Linked DNA regions of Mus musculus: all the other regions are linked to region 1. The links are chromatin loops, found by intact Hi-C in ENCODE. Cell type or tissue: heart. All regions are shown on one strand.

Region 1 (8,000 bases):
CCAATTAGCTTAAAGACCAACATTCCTTTACCCTCTAATGTAATGCCAAGGCTTGGAAACCCCTGCTTGTGGTTTTTGTTGTTGTTATTGTTGTTGTTTTTCCTTTATAAACCCACTTCCCCTAGACCTCGGGTGCTCTCCTATCCTGTTGCATCAGGAAGATTTGTGGCCTGCCCTCAAGCTTGAATAAAGACTCTCATGTGCTTGCTTGCATCGGAGTTGTGGTTCCTGGTGTTTGTTGTCTTTGGAGTTTTCACAGTCTGGGCACAGCAATACTGATCTGCCTACCAGGGGTTTTCAGTGGGGATCTAAAGGGCTCTGGCCAAGCCAAAGAGCAGCAATTCTCTGAGGGGAGCTAGTGGCCCCTTCCACAGCAGCTGCTGCTCCTGAGTCAGAGGCAGGAAGTGGGAAGCAGGGGACAGCTAGGAGCCAAGGTCACTGCCCTGGAGTCAGTGGCAGGCGGTGGGACAGTAGGAGACAAGGTCGGGGGCCACTGAGCAGGAAGTGACAGCAGTAGACTAGAGCAGCTTCCAACAAGGGAAGCTTGGGGAGAGAATTCTCTTCCCTTAGGGTGTTACAGCTCGATACAACAGGCACGCTCAGACAGGCTTCAGTGAAGTAACTCCTGCACTTCATTCCTGTGGATAGGATCTTATAAACATTTTGAAGTGGGTTGGGGTCTAAAGGCAGATGCTTTCTATTGGCTTGCTCTGAGATGTTAGGGATGCCTCATCTGCATGTGCAGGGGCTTCAAGTGTTGCCCCTACATGACTGATTGTCACAGTCCTCTCTATGGGGTGTCATGGTCATGTGTTCCAGGACAGGAACCTGGTCGGGAGTAGATTTAAATGCCTACCATTCTCAATTATGAGACTTGCCGGGGTTCCTAAATTATTCACCAGGTTTTCTGTCTGGTGGCATAGTCCACCACCTCACATCCTCAGGCCTTTCTATACCTCAGAACTTACATAAACTTAAAACCTTTTCTTAAAATATTTTAATTTTTTGCTTTATTCTTAAGATGACAAGTAAGTTTCAAGTTTATTTCCTTTTTTGTTTTCTATTTATAGACAAAGCTAAGCCACAAACAGGTACAACCAAGACATTTTTATCTCACAGGTACACCTTCCTGTCGGATCCTCCTCCAAGTCTGACCACTGATAGGCTAGCAAAGGGTTCAGGGAAGACTTTCTTAGGTCGCACCATCACGAGCCTGGGAGATGGGGGTTTTGGGGCAAGGGTAGGTTCTTATACCTGGCTCCTGAACCCCAGTCCCCTGGATTGAAGGTGAGTGGTGAGTCCTCCCCAGGGAGGGAGAAGGAAGCCACCTACTCTTGCTCTCACAGGTCAAAACTGAAGCATCATCCTGGTTCTCTGCCGGCTGCCGGGTACCCTAGTGCCAAACACATCTGGTGCCTGATGCTCGCAGGGGTCCTAGACTGACAGCTGGCAGCATCTTCATGGGATACCAGGAGTTCTGCCTTGACAGCAGGTAGAGAACTTCCCACGCAGCAGAATTAGGGTTGGGGGGGGGGTGCGGGCTTAGTAATTTCTGGTCCCACTATAAAACCTCACTTTTCATTAGAATAGGGTACCATTTCAAATCTTCTCTACACAAACCAACCAGCTAAGCAACCCCCGCAAAAAAAAAAAAAAACAGAAGAAAAGAAAACCACATTAATTTTACTCCCTTCAAAACCTATTTACATGTAAAGTTGTTTTCTGTGGGGTTTTTTTTCCAATTTTTTTAAATTTTTTAATGTTTTGTTTTTATTATTTTTTAAAATAAATTCAGTGTTCACATTTCTATAAAGAATTAATGCAGTTTTGGGAGACCTGCCCTTCTTGGGCAGGAGAACAGTGCTTTTCCTGGCCTACCTCTAGCCTGACTGTCCACTCTGACATTTCAAGGTGCCTGGACAAGCTTAAGCCTGGGGAAGAAGTCTATTCCTGGCCGGGCTGCCAATCCCCCGGCTCAGTAAGCTTTGGAGAAAGCAGAGGAGAAGACTAGCTTACTGTGAAACTTTTGCTAAAAATATTCATACACGTGAGTACGTACACCTATCAGGACGCTGAAGAGAACAAGAGCTTGGAGACAACGGTTCCAGGTTGGGGGGGGCACCCTAACACCGGCCTGTCCTTGGTCGTGGGGTGTGGGGGAGTCCTGGCTTTCATCTTAGGCAGAGCCCAACTTCCTAGTTCATGTTCAACTCCATTCTCTAAAAAAAAAGCATCTTTAATATACTTTTCAAAAACATTTGAAGTAATTAGCCAAGAGAGAGAGAGAGAGAGAGAGAGAGAGAGAGAGAGAGAGAGAGAGAGAGAGAAAGAGTGTAAAACTCATTTCCCTTTGAGGGCACTTTGTCCTTTGAAGGAGGCAGGGTGGCAGGGAGGCTGGGAGTCCACATGGTTAGTGCTTCAGCCAAGGGTAGGCTTCAATGGAGGCCTTGCTTCGGTCCCCATCGTCGTACAGGAGCTCCTCCGCAGCTTCGATGTCTCAGGAGGCACTGAAGATGAGGTGAGGCACTGATGGCACTGAGGAGGTGAGGCACTGATGAGGTGAGAGGCACACCTCATGCAGTTTGGTCTGGCAGTTCCCACACAGTGACTGATGAGTCTCCCCAAGCAGTTTGTTGAGTAGCATTCACACAGTAGGTTTTGCTCAGATATTGAAAATAATACAGGTAGCAGCCGGTGGAGGGGTCCTGTGTGTACAGAGCCTCCCGCTCCTTGGCATCGGTGATTTCAATGAGGTCCCCATGGTATCTACCACGAAGTCTCCCCGGGAGAACTGCTTGGTAGCGATCGCACCCCCCCCCCCCCGCCTTTGCCATCAATTAGAACAATCTTCGTGCCTTCTTCCTTCCCATTCTCAATCAGCTCATCTATTTTCTTCCGTTCTTCAGACTGCAGCTCAGCTTTGCTCTTCCTCGAGCTCCTTTGCACAGGGTAGAAATCTGTGCATTTTCTATTCTGCTGTGTTTTCCCTTGAGACGTTTTCTGAGGGGCCTGCTTGCCATGAGGGAGGGGCTTTTTCAGGGCCTGCTTAGCAACTGCTACATTTGGCAGACTCACAAGATGAGGGTGGGGTTTTTGGAGGCTCTGCTGCTTCGGATTTTTGGTTTGGAAAAGGTGCCAGGGGACCTCGCCTGGTATCTTTGCTCTTCTGTTCATCTGACTTCACAGCGCTTCGGATAACATTCCCAGCGTTTCTTTTCTCTTCTCGTTTCCTGTAGATTCCGGGCATTTGACCTCGTGATGTGCAACTGAGTTCTCTTCCTGAAGTGGAGAGCACATTACAGAGCATTTGTAAGCATAGATCTTTGACTGCCCAGCAAAGACGTTCTCCTGCAGCCCGGCTAGGCCCATGGCGCCGCCGCTACTGCTACTGCTGCGACCATCAGCGCCGCCCAGCGGACTCGGCGCCCGCGCACGCCGAGGGGGAGAGGGGGGGCTTTTTTTTATCTGATCCAATACCATGAAACACAGGTGGTTGATTACTGAGAGCAGTCACTGCAAAGCAAGTTCCGTCCAATAAAGAATAATATAGTTACATCTGAAGCTTATAGGGAACCAGCCTCGACTGAGGGCAGGGCCTGAAGAAGGGTGGATGCAAGAGTGGCGAAGGGAAGGATCAGACACGGACATCATGAGAGACGGAGACAGGGAGGGAGCACATCTCCGTATGACTTCTCCTACTCTGACAACCTGTGTCTCTTCCAGGCATTATTTATACGTAAAATCATTTCCTCAGAAATTGTATTTATTGATTACACAGCTTTTCAAAATGCATTTTGTTCTAAAGTCTTCCTTGATTACATAAGAATATTGAAAGAACAAAGCAAGCTAACAGCAGTTTTATGAGAACTAAAAATTAAATTATGATAAAAATCAATTTTCTTTAAACTCGACACCTTCTTCCTTAAGATTGGTGTCATAAAGTCTTGTGGTTACAGAAGTACTAGACAGGATGACTCTAAATTTTATTCTGTTTCAGTTTGGCATAAGATTAATTGATCAAAAGTGATTTCCTACTACATATTATATCAAAAGATAATATGGCTTTCTACAAAAGTGAAATCTCTGACCTTTATTTTATTCTTCCCTTCTTTCCTCTATATTTCTTTTATGTTTGGCATAAGACCATCATCATTTTTCTTTACTTCTTAAAGTATTGTTTATCCCCTTTGCTTAAGCAAGGGCAGTCTATCAGAAAAGTTCTGGTCTGACATGTCTTTTCAGGAAGGCAGGGAGTTCCCTGAGCTGGGATGCCTTCCTCCGTGTCTCTGTCATGAACCCTTGTTACAATACAATTCCTAGCTTTGTTACAATTCTGTAAAGAACAGGCGAACATCGGGATTTCTAAAACTGCTTATTTTTGCCTTCAGAAAGGTACCAAGGTCTGTCATCTACTGTATGACCAAAATCTCTTTCTATTCATACAAGTTCCTTGTTTCTAAAGCTAAACAAACAAACAAACAAAAAACTAGCAATTCAATTACAGTTTGTCAGCTTCTAGAATTTCCCTAAGTTTTTCTTCTTTAATAATTCTCAAATGCTCTCATGCTTACTAACAAATAATCTTTAATGATCCAAATGTTTATGCAAGTAGGAAACACTCAATTTTTTACATAACTGGGGTTTTTTTTTCCCGGTGAACTTCCCTTAATTTTATTTTTGTTTACAACAGCTTTTTGCTATCCCAGCTCTAGCTTTTGGAGAGAGGCCTTTAGCAGTGAGAAACGTAAGTATAGCAAAAGATGTGTAGTGAAAGTCCACCAAGGGCAGTGGAGAGTCAGACCAGGTTGCCCAAGCACTGAAACTTTGTCAAGCGCACATTCAGGACCCAGGGCATTGCCAGGAACTTGTTTGTCCTTTCATATGAAGCCTGTCAGCAAGGCAAACCAGTCTGTGAATTTGTGTTTTTTTTTTTTTTTTTCATCAGGACACCTAATAGCTCTGGAAAGACAAAGCCTAGTTTTCATATATGATATCCACTGACCAGGCAACTGCAACCTTGAGGGAGAAGCTGGCTGCCTGTGGCTGACAAACTGACAAAGCTACAGTTAGCTGTCAACACCACCAGGAATCACAGAAGGATAAATTATAGCAGGAAGTATAAACCAAATGGCCTCTGTATTGATTAAAATGACAGAGACTTAGCAGCTACCTGGACAAATACTCTAGTAGGCTGCCAGGATCTCAATGGCTTTGTTGTGGGACAGAGGCCATAGGTCTTCAGCTGTCATACAAGACAGCATTGCATCTTCAGCTGCTGCACAAGACAGCATAGGCCTTCAGCTACCAGACCCAGGAGGTCTTCAAGATCTTCATGTGGAGGAGGAACATGAAAAAATTGGCCTATGTTAACTTAGGCACAGTAGAGCAGTCAACCCAACAGTGTCTACAGTTTTTTCAGGGCCCTGGCATGAGGTAAGGGGTGGAGCAGTTTGCCCAGTGGTTACTGTCACCATGCTCCATCTATCAAGAACCTCATGTAGGTAGTACAAATGTTTTGCTTTTTGCCCTGGACAGGAGAGTATTTGTTCCCATAGAACACCTCCTTGTCCCAGATTGGGATCCTAACAGAAGTGATGTCACAGAAATTTGCTATGACCTACCAGGGGAAGACTCTGAGGAGGTTTGCAGCTTTTCTCAGCACAGCAGTTCACACCAAGAGTTTACAAAACCAAAAGTTTCAGACCCTTGAAAAGTCTCGGGGCGTGCTTCCTGAGTCAGCGCTTCAAACGCTGAGCTATGGCTTTAGAATTTGGATAGGTAGGCTGTTCTTACTGGGGCCTTGAGAAAATGTTAGTCCCATCAGACAAGAATAAGAACACTACCACAATTTTTGAGCCAAAGTTGAAGTAAGCTTTATTAAATGTTCATGGACCTGGCCAGGTCCTTACCTGGGATTTTGAGAGTATGGCCCTGAATTACATTAGACAGGGACTTATAAAGACAAACCCCATAAGGATATACATATTTCCCACCTTCATCCAGTCAGGAGCAAACATACATCCTGACTTACTTCCTGCCCACATGTGACCAAGCATACATCCTGTACAATTGGTGCTGCCATGCTTTTTCAGAGAAATGAATTCACGGGGCTTATCTTACAAGAAGAGCCCCCAACATTGCAGTAAATTATCTGTCCTCGGACAAGTGGGGTTACAGGTTAGAGGTGATTTTTGTCTTCTATACTTCTTAATAATTAAAACATAATTAAAGCATAACTATAGTGATCACAAATGCCCACCCATGAAGTGGAAACTTAAGGGTCTTCTGGAAAGTCAGTTGTGTTGGATGGCGTTTTGCTGGGGCAAACATGTGAAGAGAGTGTTTTCCTGAAGTGGACACAAGCGAAAGCTGTTTTACTAAGGCAGACAAGTGAAGGAACTTTTCGCTGAAGCAGGCACAAGTGAAAAGATGTTCTGCTAAGACAAGCATGTGAAAAGACATGTGATGAAGGATTCATCATTAATGACACACATGTATTGGTCCAATGTACATTGCGTAGTTGAGCTCCATTTGTTGCAACCCCATAGAGAGAAATGCACCAAAAAACTTATGGTGGCCTCCCGAGGCTTCTTGCTACTTCCGCAGACTCGGGTCAATTGGCTGAGTGATGTCCACTGAAACAGACTCACATGGAGTTTTGTTAAGTCAGACTCATGTGCTGAAGCAAGACTCGTAGAGGACATGTGATGTTTAGAGGGTATAAAAAGGGCTCAATGGACTGTGACAGAGGCTAAGCTTGGCTTGCTTATAGAGCTAGCTGTGCAATGCTTGTTGGTCTTATATCTTTGCTGATCTTCACTTTTCCGAAGAGACACAGCTGAGAACTTTTCCTGGCGTTCCTGTTGACCCCGGTTCTTCCTGCTGACTGGTGATGGTTGGGCTGAGGCCTAGCTGTCCCTGCTAGGTTGTGCCACCACTGCTGCTATCCCAACTGTACCAAACTAGACTGCTGGTGTTGGAGTCTGCCAAAAGACCCTCACTCACAAAGACCACAGAGACCAAGATCACTGCAAACTGCAAGAGACTTTTTTATTGATCCAACGCATTGCCACCCCACCTCCCAGCACGCAGGCAAGAGGAGAGACCCTGAAAAAACAAAGAACACACTTTTTATACCTTGTAAGGGGCAGATTTAGGCAACAGGGCTAGCTGGCTTATTCTCATTGATATAGCAAGTAACCCTTTCAGGCATTGGTTGGTTTGCATAGGGTGACTACCTTTGCCCTAGTCCCTCACTCCACCTGCCCTTATGAGTTTTTTTTTTCAACATTGTTTAGTCAGCCAGCTTCCTTCTCTGGCTCTGCACTTGGCCTGCTGGTATAGTTTGGAAAGTCCCTTCAGAGGGGGAAGGGGCTGGGTGGTCTTGAATTTATTTTGGATTCTACACTGGTTTATCCATGAGGTGTTTGGGACTGGTCTGAGCTGCTGTTGTTGACCTGTGAACTAAACTACCGATTTCCTGACAACACAGATGGGATATGCTTCAAAGAACAACTTCTAGACTGGTCCACTTCCCCGTATCCTTTCTTTTCCATTACCTCTGGTGGGTAGTAGGCTACTAGGGAGGTTTAAAAAACATTATTAAAAATCGTGTTTAAAAACATTAAAGTTACACACCTGCCTGCTGCCATGCTCTCTACCATGATATGATGGTCATAGATTCTAACACTCTGGAACTGTGAGACTCTAAATTAATTGTGTGTGTGTGTGTGTGTGTGTGTGTGTGTGTGTGTGTGTGTACATACACATACAGTCTTGGTCATGATGTTTTGTCACAGCAATGGAAAGTAACTAAGACAGGCTCACCCCTATATGAGTGGATTCAGGACCCCTGAATAAAAAAACCCCAAGCTTCTTTTGTTTGAGAAGAGCCTTACTTTGGAAATGACTCCTGTGTTATTTGTCTGCTGCAGGCAATAAATCCTTCTCTACTGTGCTTATTCTGGCTTTGTGTTTACCAAGATTCAAGCACACAGCAC
Region 2 (8,000 bases), 71 kb before region 1:
GGAGCATCGCCTGCTTTTAACATTTTGCAGGGACCTAAAACAGCAAAAGCTCTGAGTAAAAACATAAAAATATTCTTCACTGCTTTTCCTGAAAGGGGAACGGCAAAAATGAACACTGAGTGAGTCAGCGTCTACAATGACACAAACATATTTCAGCCTCCCTAAGCTAGGGACATGAGTAACATTCATGTGCCAAATGTGATCTGACAATTTTTGGGAAGTTCCAGGGCAAGGGGTGGCCCTATTTCTAGGATGGCTTCCTTTTTTGTCATGAGACAAAGCCTGCTGTCCTGAGTTGGGGTGTTTTCTAATATATTGCCATATGTTGGGCTATTTGAGCCTTTTGTGGGTATACTCAGTATCCCATGGCTGCCAGAAAGTTTAAAGCATAAATGGAGTATCTCCGGAGTCTAACTCTTCAGGTCTACAAATAAAGAGATTATGTACTGAAATAAAGGGCTATTCTTTTGAACCAAGGACTCTCAATATATTTGGACTGCTGTTGTTGGGGGGTCAAGACCCAAAGACCACTCAGCATGATCAAAGTTTAAATTAGGCTTGGAGAGATACACTTCTCACAGAACAGCCTCAAATGCACATTTCAGGGAATTTTTTATTAGTTTATTTATTATGTATATAGTATTCTTCCTACCTGTCTACCTGCATTCCAGAATTGGGCCTCAGGCCCTAGTATAGATGGTTATGAGGCACAATGTGGTTGCTGGGAACTGAACTCAGGACCTCTGGAAGAGCAGCTATATTGGCTGGTTTTGTGTAGCAACTTGACACAAGCTGGAATTATCACAAAGAAAGAAGCCTCCCTTGAGGAAATGCCTCCATGAGATCCAGCTATAAGGCATTTTCTCAATTAGTGATCAAGGGTGGGAGAACCCCTTGTGGGTGGTGCCATCCCTGGGCTGGTAGTGCTGAGTTCTATAAGAAATCAGGCTGAGCAAGTCAGGGGAAGGGAGCCAGTAAGTAACATCCCTCCATCCAAGCCTCTGCATCAGCTCCTGCTTCTTGACCTGCTTGAGTTCCAGTCCTGACTTCCTTTGGTGATGAACAGCAGTATGGAAGTGTAAGCTGAATAAACCCTTTCCTCCCCAACTTGATTCTTGGTCATGATGTTTTGTGCAGGAATAGAAACCCTGACTAAGACAGCAGTCTATGCTCTTAAACTCTGAGCTATCTCTCCAGCCCTACAGGGAGATTTTTCCTTATTGGATATTTTCTTTATTTACATTTCAAATGTTATGCCTTTTTCTGGTTTCCCCTCAGAAAAAATACCCTCCTCCATCCCCTCCCCCTGCTCACCAACCCACCCACTCCTGCTTTCTGGCCCTGGCATTCCCCCACACTGGGGCATAGAGCCTTCATAAGATAAAGGGCCTCTCCTCCCACTGATGTCTGAGTAGGCCATCTCTGGTACATATGCAGCTGGAGCCATGAGTCCCACCATGTGTGCTCTTTGGTTGGTGGTTTAGTCCCTGGGAGCTCTGCGGGTACTGGCTAGTGAGAGGCTCTGCCACTGCCTCACAAATACAGAGGTGGATGCTCACAGCCATCCATTAGACTGAACATAGAATCCCCATTGAAGGAGCTAGAGAAAGGAGCCAAGGAGCTGAAGGGGTTTGCAGCCCCATAGGAGGAACTACTGGGAGATTTTAAAGACAACACAGAAAAACTACATCCTTGTTGCAGTTGCAGGGAAAAATAAAGCATAAAGCAAGCAAGCAGTCTAACAAGAGTCAAAAATATACAGTCAGCTTGGGCATTTCCACCTCGAGTTTCTAGAACATGGTGGGGGGCTTTCCCCCGACACAGGGCTTTCCATGGCAGGGGTAGAAAAGGTGTGGGTGGGGGCCGGGGTCAGTTTCAGTTTAAACCAAGATGGTTTCAGCTGAGTCAGAATAGAAGAACCTTTGTCCTGTTACACCATCACCAGTAGTCAGAGACTTGTTTGGGAGGCACTAGCTAAAGAGCAGCTCCCACAGAAATAATATATGATTCAAACATGAATCATGGCTTAGGATGGTGAAGCGCAAAAGAAGACATCCATGAAGTCAAGGACACTGAACCCCAGTTTCATTAGGTAAAAACCAAACTAGTGCCGGGCGTGGTGGAGCTCGCCTTTAATTCCAGCACTCGGGAGGCAGAGGCAGGTGGATTTCTTAATTGGAGGCCAGCCTGGTCTACAAAGTGAGTTCAGGAAAGCCAGTGCTATACAGAGAAACCCTGTCTCGAAGGAAAAAAAAAACCAAAAAACAAAAAACAAAAAAAATAAAAAAAAAAACAAAAAACAAAAGAAACCCAACAAAACAAAACAAAACAAAAACCTAGTAGAGGTACTTGGGACTGCTGAGTGTAGACGAATCTCTCCTTCATGACTTGCCCTTAGATCCTGAAGCAATCCATACTCCCTCCACAGCAGCTTATGATACTAGAAGTATCGAGATGTTCCATGGGGATGGTGGGGTGACACAAGATCATAACTGAGGAAAAAAATGATATAAAATGCTCAAGTCTCTGCCATGCCTTTGGTTTAAAAGGACACACACATGCCTGGTACACTCAGGGGGCAGAGGATGGCAGTGAATCCTATGGAACTGGAGTTGCAGGCAGTCATAAGCTGTCATGTGGGTACTGGGACTTGAACCTGGGCTCTCTAGAAGAGCAGCCCATGCCTCTAATCTCTGAGCTATCACATTCTAGTCCCATTATGAGTGTCTTTTGACTAAATAAACAGCAGTAAAATATTAATTATCTATCATGGAGTCTCTATACCGCAGGATTGTGGATCTCCTTGAGGGACTATTTCTACAGCAGACTTGGAGGTGTGGTTCTTTGCCACCTTTGCATAGAGCACTTTTATGGAAGGAAGGTTCCACTCCAGGAAACTAAAAGGTCTCCTTCTAACAAAATTGTAGGACATCAGAAAGACCTAAAAGATAAGAGAACCTAATTATCCAAGTTTCCCTGTTCATACTTCAGTGAACCTTCCCAGGTTCTAATCAACATCAGTTTTCACATTTTCAGGCAGGGACCTGAACTGGGTTCATTAGGCAGAGGATGACTTTGCACTTGAAAGGAAAGTAACATTTTACCCAAGACATTAGGCCTCAAGTTGCTTAAGCGACTGTGGTGGTTTGAATATGCTTGGCCCAGGGAGTGGTAGTATTTGGAGGTGAGGCCTTGTTGGAGGAAGTGTGACACTGTGGGTGTGAGATCTAAGACCCTCATCCTAGCTGCCTGGAAGCCAGTCTTCTCCTAGTGGCCTTCAGATGAAGATTTAGAACTCTCAGCTTCTCCTGCACCATGCCTGCCTGTATTCCCACATTGATGATAATGGACTGAACCTCTGAACCTGTAAGCCTGCCCCAATTAAATGTTATGAGAGTTGCCTTGGTCATGGTGTCTGTTCACAGCAGTGAAACCCTAACTAAGACCGTGACCTTCAAGCAGAAAAAGCAATGCTGGAACAACCACAATACTCATCCTCAAGCTTTATTCCAGAGTCACAGTAACAGAAATAGTGTGGTACTGGCACAAACCCACACATGTAGGCCAGGGGAATAAAACAGAGGTCCCAGAAATAACCCACATAGTTACCCCCTAAGCTTTGACATAGCCATAACAGACAAACAAACAAACAAACAAACCCATACATTGGTACATTCAGGAGAACAGCCTCAGCCAGGAGGCAGAGGCCATCCTGGTGTACAGAGCAAGTTACAGAACAGCTTGTCTTCAAAAACCAAAAAGAAAAAAAATGGAGGAGGAGAATAAGGAGGAGGAGGAAGAGGAGGAGGGGGGAGGGAGGGAGGAAGGAAGGAAGGAAGGAAGGAAGGAAGGAAGGAAGGAAGGAAGGAAGGAAGGAAGGAAGGAAGGAAGGAGAAGGAGAAAGGAAGATGAGGAGGAGGAGGAGGAAGAGGAGGAGGAGGAGAAGGAGAAGGAGAAGGAGAAGGAGAAGGAGAAGGAGAAGGAGAAGGAGAAGGAGAAGGAGAAGGAGAAGGAGAAGAAGAAAGAAACAACCTCTTTAATAAGTGGTACTAGGAAAGCTGGATTTCCACTCACAGGAAAATGATACAAGATCTGTATCTTTCACCCTGTTTAAAACCACCACCACCACCACCACCACAACAACAACAAACATTTCAAAAGTTATTCAAAGCTTTAATATTAAGACACAAAACTTTGGTGAAAATACAATGAGAAATGTACATATACATACATACATACATACATATATACATACAAAGAACATAGGCAAGGATTTCTGAAAAGGAGTCTAGTTACACAAGAATATTCTCAAAAACTGACAAATTAGACTTCATGGAAATAACCTTCAGTGCAGCAACGGAAGCATTGCTAGAATGAGGAGACACCCTGAATGATAGGGGAACCCTTTGCCAGTTATACCTCAGATACAGTATTAATACAATTATTATATTAATTATATTAATAATAGATGAGTTAAAGCCTTCCAAAATTAAACATCAAGAACAAATCAACAAATCCAGTTAATAAGTGAGCTAATAAAAAACTACATAGCTTTCTCAGATAGAGAAATATAAATTACTGATAAATACCTTTTAAAGTTATCAATATGCTTGACCATCAGGAAACAAAAATTAAAACTGCTTTGAGATTCCATCTCACCCCTGTCAAAATGGCTGCTGATAACCATGCAACTCCTAACTGAAGGAAATGAGATCTGAAGAAGTGGTATCTAATTCTATCTAGAAAGCTGCCTGCCTAAGCAGGAAACTGAGTTATGAGCTGAAAAGCCCAAAGAGGAAGTAGGATAGTTCTGTGGCTCACAGATAGATAGATGAATAGATGGATAGATAGATAGGTTGATTAATTGATAAATAGATAGATAGATAGATAGATAGATAGATAGATAGATAGATAGATAGATAGACACACATGTACTCATACACACATACATATATAATAGTAGGTACATAAATATGTGCATGCATACATATATAATAATAGATACATACATGTATACACATGTAGTTGTATAATAATAATAATAATAATAATAGATAGATAGATAGATAGATAGATAGATAGATAGATAGATAGATAGATTAAAATATAACAAACACAAAATAATTAACACTCAAATCCCTTTCTCTCTTGTTGACTTAGTATGAATCTTAATTAGGGTCTTAATGCTGTGAAGAGACACCATGACCAAGGCAACTTTTATAAAGAAAACATTTAATTGGGGCTGGCCTACAGTTTCAGAGGTTCAGTCCATTATTGTCAGGGTGGAAAGCATGGCAATGTACAGGCAGGCATCATGCTGGAAGAGCAGAGAATTCTACATCCATATCAAGGGCAGCAGGAGGAGACAGTGAGCCACTAGACCTGAATCAAACTTCTGAGACCTCAAAGCCCACCCCCTAGTAATGCACTTCCTCCAACAAGACCACACCTACTCCAACAAGGCCACAGCTCCAATAATGCCACTCCCTAGGAGCCTACAGGGGCCACTGTTAGTCAAGCAAACACAGTAAGTATATGCTTTTTGTTTCCATTTTGCTTAGCGGCAACTCTGGGCTCACACTACCTGGGTTTGACTTGTCACAGCTGAGTTGCATGCTACTTCATGAATGATGCAGAAGCATTTCAAGGGAACACTAGGATTTAAGGAAGAGCGAGGAGAAAGAAAGAAGTGGGGAGAAGGCGGAGACCAAAACACCAAGAACAATCCGAAAGCCCAATATAGCTAAGGTTCAGAATTATTAAAGTTTAGTTTATAAGCACATTCTGAGTCTCAAGCTTCCCGGTATTTAGTAGGCTTTCTATTTGGTCTCTTCCCGCGGCCGGGAGAGGGCGGGCAAGGAGGAAATCAATGCCACCTCCATGCGCCCTGGGACCTGGAGCGCGCTCGCTGGGACCTGGAGCACGCACTGGGACCTGGAGCGCAAAGGACTTGGACTTCCCGGCTCTGATTCTTCACGAGTTGTTTAGAGACCCTCGGATCCCCTCCACCTTCACCGAGGTCTAGCCCACTAAATCTAGGACCGGGTAGCCTGAGCAGCCCAGAAGCCAAGGTGACATCCGTGTGTCTCTCCTGCCTGAAAGCTGGGATATTTTATCAGACTCAGCGCCTCGTTCCTTTAAAAGTAGGTGCTGGTTCTATGAAGGCTCTACACTCCAATATAGGGGAATGCCAGGACCAGGAATGGGAGTGGGTGGGTTGGGGAGCGGGGGGGGGGGGGGGGGTTGATAGGGGATTTTCAAAGGGGAAACTAGGAAAGGGGATAACATTGGAAATGTAAATAAAGAAAACATCTTTTTTTAAAAAGTAGGTGCTGAGTACTGCAGGGGCCTGAGGGTGAAAGGGGGTGATCAGGGTGGGTGAGAGACTGACCAACCAGTTCAGCACAGGAGAAAGGGGATGCAGAGGAGCGAAAGAATGGGGGAGGGAGTCTGTCTCTGTCTCTGTCTCTCTATCTCTGTCTTTCTCACTCTGTCTCTCTCTCTGTCTCCCCCCCCCCCCCCCACACACACCTCTCTTTCTCATTGAGCAAGCTCTCAACAGGAAGTCTCTATACTGGCAGACCCAATTACTCATAGCCTGTGCAAGTTAGAAACTACAAGCTGGGACTTGAGAGATGACTCAGTGGTTAAAAGCACTGACTGCTCTTCCAGAGGTCCTGAGCTCAATTCCCAGCAATCACATGGTGACTCACAAACATCTGTAATAGGATCTGATGCCCTCTTCTGGTGTGTCTGAAGAAAGCAACAGTGTATTCTAAATATTATTATTATTCTAAATAAAACAAATTTTAAAAGAAAGAAAAGAAAAGAAAAGAAAGAAAAAGAAAGTACAAGCTGAAGATTTGAAATGACAATGTTGAAAGGGATTCTGCAGATGCCACTGAGCGACCCCTCTCTCTAAGATACTGTCTTTAACTGAGCAAGGAGCCAAGAGGCAGAAATAGAATAGCTACTATCTCACCCAGGGTTTATAATCCAGAAGCTATGGAAAAGAGCCTAAGACCGGGGGATTTCAGTTTCCCAACTAGCACACCTTCTAAAGCCTGTTTCCTTTCTGTCCTGGTTCTTCCCCAAGATGGCCAGTCCCAATTTGTTTTGCCCAGTGTACTGCCCCAGCCCTTCTAGTGTCTTGTGTGTTCCACTCTTACTTTTCTACACACAGTCATCAGAGGCCTAATCTTTCACCGACTGTTTATATTGTTGTGTAAGGGAGACAGGATCACATTTCTGCAGGTCTCAGGGAATGGTGCCATTACTATAGACCAGTTGTCCCACAAGGCCCTACAATCCTTCAACATTGGCAAACATCCTCTAGTTAGGCCTTATTCTGGGTCATATGACATTTTTAGGATTTTACTCCCCCCCCCCAAAAAAAAAAAAACCACCTCAATTATATACATCTGGAGAGATGGCTCAGCAGTTAAGAACACTTCTTGTTCTTGCAGAAGACCCAGGTTCAATTCCCAGCACCTACACGGCAGTGAGCAACTCTCATAACTTTGGACCCAGGGGATCTGATGCCCTTTTCTCACCAGGCACCAGGCAGGAGATATACAGACATACAGACATCTGTAACCTAAACCTCTACCAGGCCCACTGCTTGCCTTTCTCCTCCTCTTCACCTTCTCCCAGCTCCTGGACCACCATCATTTCCAAACTTTGTTGCTCAGGATTCTGTTGTTTCAGTCCCTCAGCCTCCTGCTCCATCCTTAAGTTCATTCAGTGCTGGCTCTCTCTCCTCCATGGTAAATATTGTGAATATTCCCATCTTAAAGAGAACTTTCAACTTCTCTTTCTCTATATACATTCTCTCTCTCTCTCTCTCTCTCTCTCTCTCTCTCTCTCTCTCTCTCTCTCTCTCTCTCTCTCCTCTTTAATGGCTTTTTCTGTACCTGGTTTTCATTTCTCAATCCATTACGACAATTCATAGAGTTTTGCTTACTGACATCTATGAGCCAAAGCGTCTGGGGGCTTTTCTT
Region 3 (8,000 bases), 250 kb before region 1:
ATGGATCCATTTTCTATGATGAACGGCCAATAAACTGATTAGAACATTGTACTGTCTCTTTCATCAAAGTCTGCCATAGGGAGTCATGGAGAAGGCATTCAACCAACTACAGAGCCACAGCTTAATCTCCCACAGAAGTCCTCTCTGTGCTCCCAGCCACAAATGCCACCAATCTGTCATCCGCCAAGATAAGGACAATCACTGCTGGGACAAGCCTGGATTCCTGCTCCCACTCCTCCTGGGCTAGATGCTGTCCCCAGCCAGTGAACCATGACTCCATTCTTGGCTCTTCTGAGACTCCCAGTGGTGCCTGGATATCCAAGAGTCTGATAACTCCATGGTCCCATCCTTGTCCCAGGCTTGGGATGCCAGAAATCTACTCCAGCTTTCCCACATCTCAGGCTGTGCTTTCCCACCGCTGGAGTGGTGTCTAGGAGCTTTCTTACAGCCCATCACTCTCCCCAGCGGTCTCCTGGGATAAGCTCAGCCAAACTCCCTCTGTTCAGACTCCCCAAGAAGCTGTGCCTAATGGTGGGGTGGACACACAAAGACTCACATACGTGTTCATAGATGACTTCCCTTTAAGACTCCGTATCAGTCTTCTCTCTCTCTCTCGTGTGTGTTTACCACATCTTGTTTCTATCTTCTGTCTGTGTAGTCTTAATCTGGTTTCATATTTTGACTTTATTAAAAATGCTGCAACCCTAAATGAATACAGCTGACTCATTGGTATCATGTCTCACTTGCTGAGGTGGCACCATACTTTTGAAGATATCCACTCTCATTCACACTCTACTCACAAAACTCAGACATCCCTTTACTCCAAGTCCGTGACAACACTGACAGAACCCAGTTCATGCAGTTTACAACTGTTGTTTCAAGCTGCTGTTTCAAGGGCAGTGGCAACTTCCTTTAGCATTCACATGTCCCTCCCACCCTGTGCTCATGTACATACACACGAAGACACACATTCATACCCATAAGTTAAAATTAGTCTTTCAAAGAGTCTTGAGTTCGTAAGCTCAGCAAAGGTGGGTTCCACGTGTCTGGTGGTTATCTGAAAAACCTAGTTTCTCCGTTGGCACATTTAATCGCAGTCTTCAATGCGCATCTTTACAGTTTAAGATGACACTTGGTGTTTATGTGCACGTATGTTGACCGGGGTGCAGATATATGTGCAGGTGCTTGTAAACTGTGTGTCTGTTCCTCTGGAGACCAGAGGACAATGTCAGGTGTCATCCTTTGATGGGGCCTTTCCCTGGCCTGCAGCTCACCATTCAAGCTAAGTCAGTTGGCCAGTGAGCCCCAGGGCTCTGCTCTTTCCACCTACCCAGCACTCGGACTGCAATCATGGCACTTCATGTGGATCTGGGTAGTAAATTTAGGTCCTGCTGTGTACAGGGCAGTAACTTTGTCAACTAAGCTGTGCTTCCCAGCCCCTCAGATGACAGCTATGAAATAAAATTCTTTCCTTATACTAACTGGAGCCTTGTACCTCCATGGGAGATTCAGTTTGTAGGGTTTATTGGAATTGGCATTTAAAGTGTAAGACTTGTTTACTTTGAATTTCATAGTTCAGTCTGGTAAGAAGAGTCTTGGTTTATTAATTTATCATTCTAAATTAGCTTACAAAATAACAGGTCTTAGGAATTTTTATACATAATTAGTTGTAGTTGTTGCTACACACATATCCTTATTTCATGACTCCTTCCACATCTCCCTGCCTCTTATGCTCTTCATTGGGTGTCAAAGACTAGCTCTGATATCCAGGGTAAACTGAGGTGAGGCATAGAGTGGGTGAACGATCACTCACCAAATTTTTCTCTGAGAGAACCAAGCTTGATACTCTAGAACCATAAAATATGCCCTGGGGCCCATGAAAACTCTCTGAAGCCAGTCTAAAGACTCTGGAATCATCAAGAATCTCTCTGGAGCTGTTGAAAAGGATGAAGGAACACACACATACATACATACATACACACACACACACACATACATGGTAGATGAAGCAAAGTTCCAACTTCACACTTTCATACACATACATACATACATACATACATACATACATACATACATGTCTTTGGTAGGAGCAAGGCTCCAATGAGCAAGATCCAACAACTTTATTTTTCTCACACATATTGTATGTCCCAGCAAAATCTTTCCAGTAGTACAACCATCATAATGTGGCTATATTCTATTTTTCTTTAAGTGGATGATTACAATGACTATACATAAGAAAAAACATCTTTCCCAATACCCTCACATGATAAAATGTTTTATGTATTCTGGATAAGCAAAATAAAAACAAATTATTCTCAAGAACCCTTATACATTTGTAACTAACCAACTTGTGATATTGCCAAAGTGTAAGCAACCAAGATAATTCTCTCAAAATTATTGACACACGGCAATTATTTTATTATTCATCTTAAAATGTAATCTTATAAAAAAATCTTAAGAGTATCACAAACTTAAACCTTCATATAAAAATCATTTTTCCTATAAATCCTTAGGGTGCACATCTACTTATTAACAATTTTTTATTAAATCCTGTCAGGAATCTGAGGGTAAGATGGGTATAAGATCTTAGTCATCACCTTGATCACCAGCGCTGCTTCAGCCAAACAGGCATACCCACCTCAGCCAGTATTAGCTGGGTTGCCATTGTTCTTGTCCCTGACATCAAAAGGGTCTAGCTCAACTATCAAGAGTGTGCCTCTCTGAATTTCCAATTGTTCCCCACGGTTTTCTACTTCCAAGCCGCTAGCAAAAGCATCTTAGCCTAACTTTACTACAACCGACATTTCCACATTCTTTCTAAGAGTGCCGGACATTACCAGCAATCTACAGCTCTATGTCCTTTCTGAGGGTGGTGGTTGAATCAGTAATCTGCTCCAGCTGCAACACTTGAAAAAGAGCAATCACTATTCTTGATACCAATGATACTGTCCAGTGAGGGGCTGGCAGCCTTTTTGGAGTTTTCATGCAACTCACGGACCAAGAGGGATGTGGTGATCTTGAAGACGGTGAGCAGAGCAAAACTCCACAACAGCAAGAAGTCCTCAGGACAGTCGGGGTTCTGCCTCTTGATGTGGTTGTGCTAACCGGTGGGACAAATTCCATGAGTTCTAAGGCTATTTGGTTTTCCTCCTGCATGGAACCAAACATTTGGGTATATATTTTCATTCATCTATCACAGAGGTTCTATTATCCTCCCTGTTCAACCCGAGAATCACAAGAGTCAGTTCCACAAGTTTTGAGTCAAAATTGAAGCAAGCAAATGGATAAAGTGCCTAGTTATCATATCAAACCAGACATGAGCTGCTAGTTTCTCCATGCATCCCTCAGTCCCTGCCAGTTCCAGGGCGTTCCTGGAAGGCATGTTCTGCTCCTACCCTGAACTCTCCAGCTCAGTGTTGGGCCACCTTTCCCCAACTGCACTTCCAATTCAACCATTTTGGTTACCAGACCCATCTCTCTCTCCTTTGGGCTTCCTGGCTGTTGTATTTTATAAAAAGAAAGAGAAGAAGGCAGGGATATGTTTGGTGGAGGCATAGTAAGGTGTTGGGGAAAGGGTCCCTTTGCTGGCTCATGCTGAGGCATCCCTTCCCCCTGAGGTACCAGCCACGGGATGGTATAATATAGAATAGAATGTAGGGCATAGGGATGTGAGTTGAGGGAGTAGAGACAGAGAAAGGCAGAGATAGTAGTGGCTGGCCATGAGCACGTGGAGAGTAGGGAGGGGAATGAGGAGAGGGAGGAAGTGAGTAAGGGAGCAAGGGCAAGAGGAGAAGAGCAGAGAGCAAAAGTGAGGAGGGGGCAAGCAGTCCCTTTTATAGTGAGTCAGGTATACCTGGCTGTTGCCAGAAACTGTGGGCAGAGCCTAGACAAAATGCCAACCCGGGCTGCTGCACCTGGTACCTCTCTTTCCTCCCTCCCTCTCCTCCATCTCCTAAAAAAGCTAGGGACATGTTCATTCTGGACGCTCCAAGAAGATTCTGCCCCGTGGCTCTGCCTCCCTTTCAATCCACAAACTTTCTCTTCCACTATACCTGGGACCAGTCCTCTTCCTTTCTTTTTATTTCTTTTTCTCATACACATGGCGCCGAAAACCAGGACCAGTCATGTTTTCTTTCTTTCTTTCTCTTTTTCATTCAGCCAAGATGAAGGATTTTGCCCAGAACCACTCCGGGTCCCCAGAAAATGGCGGCAGAGGTAGTTTGCAGAGTCATCTAAAGGCGTATACCCATAAAGCCATTTGGCTTTCCCATCAGGTCCAATTAGAAGCAAACACATATCTTTACGTACTTCCTGCTTTTGTACCCAACCCTCCCCCTTAATTCAGGCAGGGGCATGCATGTTTCCTCACTTACCAACTGGGGGCAGGCTCCTAGAAGAAACTTCCATGCCGATGTTTCAATGTTTCGTTTTGGTAACACAAACTAACAGGCAGCCACGAAAACTCTTGACCAAACTCAATGCAGTAAAGAGTGCATTTTATACAGGGCTTTTAATATGAAGTTTCCTCCCCCCCCCCCCCATCTAATATATAGGCTAACTTATAATTGGATTTTTAAAACCTTCAGGTTGGATTTTAAAGTTAGCCTGGATGCGGAGGAAGGAAGGGCCAGCCAGGCGATACAGAGGGACTCATGTGAGCCTTGTGGCAGAAACTAAAACCACATGCTGGTCTCCTTGTCCTTTCTTGACAGCCTTCAGGGAGGGTGACAGGAGCGGTTGCAGGAAGGATGTGATAAATCTCACATACATTCAAAACATTTCTCAGGCCTCATGGTTATTTTCTGTGTTTCCTTCTCTTGCTCTCCATGATCTGAGGATATTGTTCCTTCCGCACTGGTCAGTTTCTTCTAAAGAGGCCCCCCGTGTGATTTCAGTTATATAGCAGGACTTTCTGACCCAGAAGCAGTACAAATGATGACACAGAGGCTATCGGGTATTTTAAAGCTTAAGCCTATAGCTGGGCAGATTTCCAACCAACTTTCTAGTTCATCCCGATTTGTCCTGGCATTACCTTCCATGTGTGGCCAGCTCTGCGTCTCTGCTCCTGTTCAGGTCCATCTTTCATCTCCGAGGCCCCAGGCGACTTTGGCGCCTTTGCTTTCTTTTTCCAGAGTCCCTCCCCAGGAAGTTCTGCCCTCCACTCTCTGCCCAGCTATTGGCTGTCAGCTCTTTATTACAGCCAATAAGCAAGTAAAGAAGGTCTAATATTTACAAAATATAGGACCTCTGATAGGCCACAGAAATAATACTAAGAGGCAGGCAGATTTCTGAGTTCGAGGCCAGCCTGGTCTACAAAGTGAGTGCCAGTGACAGCCAGGGCTACACAGAGAAACCCTGTCTCGAAAAAAACAAAAAAACATAACAAAACAAAAAAACAAAAACAAAAAAACCCCGACAACAACAAAAAAAGAAATAATACCAAGATCCGGCTCGCACTCAGCTGTCTGGCTAGTGCTTAGTTTGCTGATGGTTTATCCCTCAACATTGAGTATATAGAGAGCCACCTTCACATAATGCACCCCTAACTCAACTACAAGGATTTTGCTTTTACCTTTGGTGCCAGATCGTTAGTCCTGGTTTTACTCAGTGCTGGCCAGTGGATGAAATCAAGAGTCATGACCTTTTGTCTTCTCTCTCCTGAGAAGATTCCATACAGCAAGCCTGTAAGCTCCTCTCAGTAGTCTTGGTCCGTATTTAATATTTCATAAATGTTTGCTTTAAATTTGGCCTGAAGTGGTTGCGTTCATTTTTTTTTTTCCCAGCAAAACCCAGTATAAACATAAACCCTGCAGATGCACTCAGGCGATGCTGGGAGGCAGAAATCAGAGTGGCCAAGGACCTGGCACAGTCATCAGTGTTCCAATGTCTAGTTGCACAGCTAAAGTGAGAATTCCCCAGGATGCCTGGTACTCCAGGGATTATGCAAGGATGCCTCTGAAACAGACTCCTGTCCATTACATTCTCCTTGTCAGACTGATGGAACCTCTATGAGACACTAGTCATTTGTTACAGTTGTCTTTGATGTCATGTATATTTTGGTCTCTTAAGTCAATATCTGATCCATCTTTGTGTGTTAAGACTTGGAAGGCTATGAAACTAGATGACACAAGAGGGACTGATGGACCTCTGAAGGAAAGAAGTCCAATCGTTACATGTCATTGTCCTCTCTTATGTATCTATCCTATGTTTGTATGTTCTGACTCAGGGCTGTAAGGCACAGCTGCACCCAGGGCTCCAGGTGGTGCCTAGCTCCACCTTCAGCTGCTTCTTGGGAGCAGGAAAACTGCATTGATAAAAACTTCACATCTCAGAACACTGAGTATGCATAAGGGGATGGGGTTGGATGAAGGATTCACAAGTAAATCCCCGGGCTCAATGGAGAGCTTTGTAAAACCTGGGGTCCCACATGGAAGCCAGGCACTGCCAAACTGCCTTGTCCCTCTTCTGCATCAGGCCAGAACCAGCTCCTGTCCAAGCTATGGATGAGTCTGATTTCTACCCTGTATGTTTAGATGTGGATCTTATGTGTATGAATGTACATGACCATTGCATGCTAGTTTCTGCCTGGTCACGAATTCAAGAATAAATGTTATTTCTTATTCCTTCTGCCAGTTACTTGTGCTCAGAATTCACCTCTGGTTTTCCTGAACACTGGATTTAATATAATAGAAATTCAAATGTTGTTTAAATATGGGTAATATTCAAATTGTTCTATAATGTTCTTCGTTATTGCTGGCTCTGAAAGTGGGTTATAGCTCACCTTTTTCAGACCCAGGCATGATTTTAAACTCCAGGGTCAAATACTAAAAGGATTGACTTATAAATTATCAGATATGGTTAAAAAAATCTATAATATCTATAACAAAGAATTAAGTTAAAGCTAGTAGTAGGTTGAGCCATTAAAAGCTTATACTTCAATATATTTAAAACATGCTGCATGATTCTACTCTGGGACATAAGCAACATGTGGCTGTCACAGACTTGACTGTGAGATAAGGCAGTGTCCTGTATGATTTAGTTTGTTGGGAGGTGCCTGTGGCTCAAGGGTGTCAGCAGATTCCAGGTTCTGCATTTTTATTGTTGTTTTTCATTTTAAGTACAGAGCATCGTGGTCACAAAAGTTCACTTTACAATTTCATCATCACTAGGAATCTAACCACAATTATGATCCCAATGTTTGTTTTAGGAAAACAGTTGGTTCTAAGATGATGTAATATGTTATATACCCATTAGATGGGGATATTACTTTTTCTTTTCAAAAATAGATGTTGGATTGGGGAGATGAATCCAAAATTAAATCAAAATTACAAATATATTTTTTAAAGATTTACTTATTTTACTAATACGAGTACACTGTAGCTGTCTTCAGACACACTAGAAGAGGGCATTGGATCCCATTACAGATGGTTGTGAGCCACCATGTCATTGCTGGGACTTGACCACAGGAAGAGCAGTCAGTGATATTAACCGCTGAACCATCTCTCCAGGTCCACAAATATATTAAGAATGTCAAAACTGTGTTTACTTACTTACTTGGATGTTATGTTATGGATGAGTGTTTGCCTGAATGTATGTAAATGACCCACATGCATGCCTCAGGCTCGCTGTGGACCAAAGAGTGTAATGGATCCCAGAAACTTGAATTACAGATGGTTGTGAGTTGCCATGTGAGTGCTGGGAATACAAGCCTGGTTCTCTGGGAGAGCAGCCAGTGCTCTTTACTGCTGAACACTTGCTTCTGCTCCTAAAATGTAGCATTATAAAAAATTAGCAGTGCTTAAATGTATCTGTATGCAGTTGTGGGGCTGGGTGTTCACAGCTACACCACCATGTGGCAGTCAGAAGACAACTGGCTTGAGTCAATTTCTCTCTCTCCTGCACAGAGATCCCTGGGGCTGGGCTCCTCAGGCAAGGTGGCAGCTGCCTCCATCCACTGAGCCATCACTTCACTGGCTCCCACTCATAAGTCTTTCCCCAAG

The links. A loop is a pair of places that touch in the nucleus more often than their neighbours do. Peaks named below come from ENCODE experiments on the same cell type or tissue, not always from the same donor. Only the 100,000 strongest peaks of a DNase experiment are listed, where the experiment ranks them.
Region 2: a loop joins it to region 1, with 3.0 times the contacts of the local background. A loop is called at or near these places in 4 of 42 quality-filtered maps.
Region 3: it touches region 1 in a loop (2.1-fold over the local background); 2 of 42 quality-filtered maps call a loop at or near these places.

Annotation. Positions count from the first base shown.
Region 1 is chr11:82,966,529-82,974,528 of GRCm38, reverse strand. It overlaps the pseudogene Gm11424 and a transcript of Slfn9 not described here. Among named protein-coding and RNA genes, the nearest start is that of Slfn5os, 9.8 kb to the right of the region's middle. In heart, a CTCF peak has its summit at 3,406; DNase peaks (open chromatin) are centred at 448, 3,068 and 3,408; H3K4me3 peaks cover 803 bases; H3K27ac peaks cover 1,307 bases.
Region 2 is chr11:83,037,979-83,045,978 of GRCm38, reverse strand. It overlaps Slfn10-ps. Among named protein-coding and RNA genes, the nearest start is that of Slfn8, 21 kb to the right of the region's middle. In heart, no CTCF peak of the experiment used is centred here; no DNase peak of the experiment used is centred here; H3K4me3 peaks cover 954 bases.
Region 3 is chr11:83,220,684-83,228,683 of GRCm38, reverse strand. AI662270 (expressed sequence AI662270) reads right to left here and starts at 5,108. Exons shown (of 4, transcript NR_015519.1): 1 at 5,033-5,108; 2 at 4,374-4,474; 3 at 4,053-4,232; 4 at 2,100-3,150. In heart, no CTCF peak of the experiment used is centred here; no DNase peak of the experiment used is centred here.